2 separate regions of the Mus musculus genome follow, and region 1 is linked to region 2. Evidence: chromatin loops called from intact Hi-C (ENCODE). Cell type or tissue: left cerebral cortex. All regions are shown on one strand.

What was found. A loop is a pair of places that touch in the nucleus more often than their neighbours do. Peaks named below come from ENCODE experiments on the same cell type or tissue, not always from the same donor. Only the 100,000 strongest peaks of a DNase experiment are listed, where the experiment ranks them.
Region 1: a loop joins it to region 2, with 3 times the contacts of the local background. A loop is called at or near these places in 1 of 42 quality-filtered maps.

What each region holds. Positions count from the first base shown.
Region 1 is chr2:174,295,971-174,298,470 of GRCm38, reverse strand. Gnas (GNAS (guanine nucleotide binding protein, alpha stimulating) complex locus) reads right to left here and starts at 612. Exons shown (of 12, transcript NM_010309.4): 1 at 1-612. The coding sequence starts at 609. In left cerebral cortex, a CTCF peak has its summit at 983; a DNase peak (open chromatin) is centred at 1,069; H3K4me3 peaks cover 2 bases.
Region 2 is chr2:173,736,436-173,738,935 of GRCm38, reverse strand. Vapb (vesicle-associated membrane protein, associated protein B and C) reads right to left here and starts at 1,365. Exons shown (of 6, transcript NM_019806.5): 1 at 1,186-1,365. The coding sequence starts at 1,243. In left cerebral cortex, a CTCF peak has its summit at 1,503 (motif pointing right); a DNase peak (open chromatin) is centred at 1,458; H3K4me3 peaks cover 1,474 bases; H3K27ac peaks cover 619 bases.

The DNA.
Region 1 (2,500 bases), 560 kb before region 2:
CTCCGCGGGAAGAGCTCTGGGGACCAATGCTTCCGGACCTCCTGGCGCAAGGTCTGGGACTTGCAAGGGAGGCTGGCTATGGTCTCCCTGGGCAGGCTCGTTGAACTCAAATGGCATAGCTTCTTCTGGTGGGGGGGTATAGGCTCCCAGGCCTGGGCTCGCGCCAGTGGGGGTCCCGGGCTCCAAAATCGCTGGGTTGAAGGCTTGGAGGCCTGATGGGGTCCCAGATGGTCCTGGCTGCTCCAGGGTGGGCCAGAAATCTCCCAGGCTGGGCTGTTGTGTCTCGAATGGCATGGCTTCCTCCGGAGGTGGGCTGTAGTCTCCACCCACTCGGACTTCCTCGAAGGCCTGGCAGGGGCTTTGGATGTCAGATTTGGAGTCTTCTGGGGGTCCACTGATCTCACTGCCAGTCTCGTCGGGGACGGGCTCATTGTTAGACGGTTCGGAGTCCGGTTCGGTCGCCATTTCTTCGGCTGGGCCAGCCCCAGCACCGGGGGCAGCTGCCCCTGGGGCTTCCAAAGGTTCTTGCTCGGGCTGCTCCCCGACTTCAGGGGGGATATCGTGTTGTCCTGACATATTATTGCCGTGGAGGCAGTTGAACATGCCCATAACACGGTGGCGACTTTTCAAAATAAATTTGGGGCCCCGTAAGACGGAGCACCCAGCCAAACTAGGGTGAAAAAAAATTTTTTTTTAAAAAATTCAAATTTTTGTTGGAAAGTTCTCCAGCCTCAGTTTCCAAACTTTGTAAGGATAGATAATCAGGGGCTAGAACCCAGGACCATGGCTGAAGTGAGTCATCTCTTGCTGGTGAAGTCTGTCACCTTCCTAGTTACACTTACCCCTTCGGGCTGTGGTCGGCCAACAACTTTAGGAACTTTTCTGTTCTCTCTTCGTACTTTGCTGTACTTTAGCTCCGCCTTCTTGGCATTTAAGAGCGTGCCGATTCGTCTCGAAAATCGTAAATAGAACTCTTTCTCTGCCGCCAGAGGACGCAGGTCTCAGTGCTGAGCCGGCTCCGGGAGCTGGCTCCCGGTGCCGGCTGCTCCCGACTTTGGGTAAGGGGGCTGATGAGCGGAGGCCTTGTAGGGACGTTCGGCTCCGTCCTCTCCTCTCCCGGACTGATTCCGAGTCTCTCTAGCTCGCTTTTTCCCTGGCCAGAGAGCGAGCGAGCTCTCTTGCGTTGCTGGGACACGTGACGCAAGACGTGGGCATTGGTCTGTTAGAGTACAGACGCTGAAAGCCTCCCTCCCCATCTGATTCTTCTCGAGGGGAGGAGGGACTGCAGGAGGGCTTTATCACCCCAGATTACCCCAGTATGCGGTAAATTCCTTATCTAAGGACCCCACACTCAGGCAATTACCCATACTCATCTCCAAGTCAGGAAATGGAGGCTTTAGGATACAAGGAAAGGGGTAGAGGCACACACACACACAAATGCGACAGGTGGTCGTGAGCCCACCGGAAGGGTAGAGACAGGGTGAGGAAGTGCCGAATGTAAACACGCAATTTGTTTCGTAAATGCTCTAGGGTACTTTTCTTTATTTCTTTTTTTTCCTTTTTTTTTCTTTTTTTAATGTTTATGTTTGCTGTTTGTTGGGGATGGCTCCAGCAAATCCCTTCAATGTCCCCCATCCCCATTACACCTCGGAGCTCTCAACAGTGGTATAGTGTGTTGTAGTCAGGGCTTGCTCTGTTTATATGGACGGTGATGCAGTAGAAATAAAGGTCTCAGCAGTGCACTGCAGAAAATCAAGCAAAGCCCCCTTAGGAGTTATTCATGTTTGCCGCTTTCGTGCAAATAGGGGAGGGGGCTTAAGGCTTACCGGAAGACCCCCCACCTAGCTCAGGTCTTGTACTTCTGTCTTCTGGGTAAAGGCAAAAGGAGATTTGGGGTGTAGTTGATGGCCCATTTAGGGTGGTCTCGCAGACTAGAAAACCTGAAATGCACTTAACCCACCGACCAACCGTGCCATGGTGGCAACAGCTGCCGAGACTCGCATCTTCCAGCCACCAGCGCCAGCTGCGGATTCCGTGTTCATTTCCTCTCTCAAGCCCTTCTCCAGCCCCCTTTTATCCCCTCCTCCTTCTGTTGTGAGCACCATAGAGCATTTGCTATACGTTGAACTGCAACAGTCCACCCAGGCGAAATTAAGCGCGGTCACAAAGCCTGCGGCTGCGCGCCCCTTGCGGTGCCGGGGTGGGCTCAGAGCTGCAGGAGTTTATACAGTCACATTGCCCGGTGGGCTCAGCGAATAATCATAAAATGCTTTAGGTCTGGGATCTGCAGATTATTCCTGGGCAGGGTTTTTTTGTTAATTGTTTGCCTTTGGGGTTCTGTTTTTTTTTGTTTTGCCGCGCGCCCGCGGCACGCGCACACCGCGGACATTTTGCCAGTAGGTAATGGCGATGGCGCGAGGCATTGTCTTTTGTTGCAATACAGCTAGGCAGTGGGCAGGTCTGGCCTGCAGGACCCTGAGAAAAGAGAGTATGAAGTGGT
Region 2 (2,500 bases):
CCTTGTCGCTAACAAGTGGGATCCCGATAAGTGGGGGAACCTCTGGTGACGAGGGTCCACATTTAAGTCGATGCTTCTATTGAAATTTTTTTGTGTATGTGTCTGTGTGTTTGTTCACAAGTGTGCCAGGCTGCACCTGTTGGGGTCAGCGGACAATGTGCACAAGTCGGTTCTCTCCTTTGACCATGTGGGACTCAGGGATTGAACTAAAGTCCTCAGCCTTGACAGCAAGCTCTTTATCCGGTGAACCATCTCCACAGCCCTGTGTTAGGCTGCCTAAGGTTTTTGTTTTCAGGTTGACTGGACGGCCTCTGCTTCCTTGTAAGAGTCACACTGCACACTCTGAACCTGGAAGGCAAGGTGAACAGCCACAGATCTGAAGCATTTCCCAAGAGTCTGTGGGTACAGTGGCTAAGTATCTGAACGTCTGAAATCAGAACTCAAATGCGACAACTAGATAAGAGCTGTGATCCTACGTTACTTCCCAGCGGTGGAGAAACGGGTGACTCTCGGCCACCCAAAATCGTGTGTGCCAGCTGTGGGCTACACGTGGGCAATACACAGAGGATCATATCAGCCAACCTCAAGTACACCTTCATAGAGTCCAGTTTCTTCCTCTTCCTCCTAGTGCTTACCACTGTATTCTGCCATCTTGCTTACTGGTTGTTGAACTTTATAGGCCTCCTGTGCCCAATCTCATGACTCAAACATGCAACGAAGCAAGGAACAGGCTGGGCATGGACCCTGTTGCCTCGTGGCCCTTAAAATTAGTGAATGGAAACATTCATGTGTACATACACACACACTTGTGTGTGTGTATGTACATATATGTACGCACATGTATGTATACACACTATCTATAACATGCGTATACCATGCATATATATTTGTCTACGTGCACCTTTTTAATCACCTGGGCATGCACCTTTACACACAGATGTATACAGAAAGTGTACTACACAGAAAGTGTGCACGGGCTTCGTGGGCTGTAACCCCGGCAGCTCGCTGCCTCGGGGGAGCTGATGGAAGGGTACTCAGGCAAACCGTTTCCATGCACTGACTCCACATGCATGCATTAGACGCCTGGTGCATGCGGGCCTCAAGCGGACAGTGTCCTGCCCTCAGGGCGCGTCCCTTCCGGCACCGGCCGCTGAGTGACAGCTCCCGGGCCGGCCGGCCGCTTACCTCGGAACTTGAGCTCGTGTTGTGGCTCGAGGCTCAGGACCTGTTCCACCTTCGCCATGGTCCTCCCCGTCGGGGGCGACGGCGCGGGCGGGGGGCGGCGGCCTGGGTGGCGGGGCGCAGGGGCGGAGGGCGAGGCCGCGGTGCCGGGCGAGCTCACGGCACGCACGACGTACCCACGCACGCCCCGACGCACGCACGTACGCACGTACGTAGCAGATGCCGGGCTCCGGCAGTGGCCAGCGGCTCCAGCGACAAAAGGGAGACTGCGCATGCGCAGGGTGTTCAGGGCCACTGCGCAGGCACAGACCGGGCGGTAGAGGGCGGAGCTTCCGAGACAGGGGGCGTGGCCTCTCGAGGCTTGGGAGGAGGGGCGGTCTCCAGTGAGACTGTTCAGTAAGCGCCTGCGGGGAGAACTGTTGTTAAGTGCTTTACTTAATAATAATAATTAACAAGAATAAACTTCCACTTTCTTCCCGCACGTGTGGTGCCAGGCTCTACTGAGCCTGAATATAATAAAGTACTTATTATTCTTACAAACACAATGTTTACGGGTTAGTGATATGTGCCAGGCCTTGTGACAGTTCATAAATAACAATTATAAATATAATAAACTGGCAATTATTGTTTGCTTATTTCGTGCCACTCCGCTGAATGCTTTCAGTAACTGTCATAAATAAAAGCTATTCTGCATTCAGTGTTTACCAAACCGCAAAGCGCTGCACTGAACCATTTGCTGATAGCATTACTTGTTTATGCAAGAAATATTTAGAAATACAATAACCAGAAAACGACCTGCTTCACACCGTGCTAGGACCTCACTGAGAGAATAAATTAGTTACACACATAAATCACATGACTAAAAGTAACTGAGAGCCTAGCTCTGTCTGATACCCAAAATAAGCCCTGTATGTTCCCATTGGCACGTGACTAGTATTTCATTGTGTAACGTATACTATGTAAAATAGACCTTCATAGCCTCCTCATCAAACATTCGTGTGAAGAGTACACATGACTCTATATGGCAGGAATATCCATGTTGTTCATGTACTTCCCATGTTCTATACACCTGAAGTTATTTTCATAATAAAAGTTTCCAAGGGGTAGTCTTTGTCTTTTAGCTTGTGCATCTAATCCATTTATACTTATTGTATTTGTTGGTGTACCTGGGTTTATTTCTGCTGCTTTACGTTGGTTTTCCCATTAGATGTACTGTTTCTTTTGGCCTCTCATTTCTTGCTCTTCAGGATTGTTTTCCTCTCCATCTGTTCTTTCCTTGTGTTCTGCTACTACTGCTTCATGTGTACTGAATCTATGA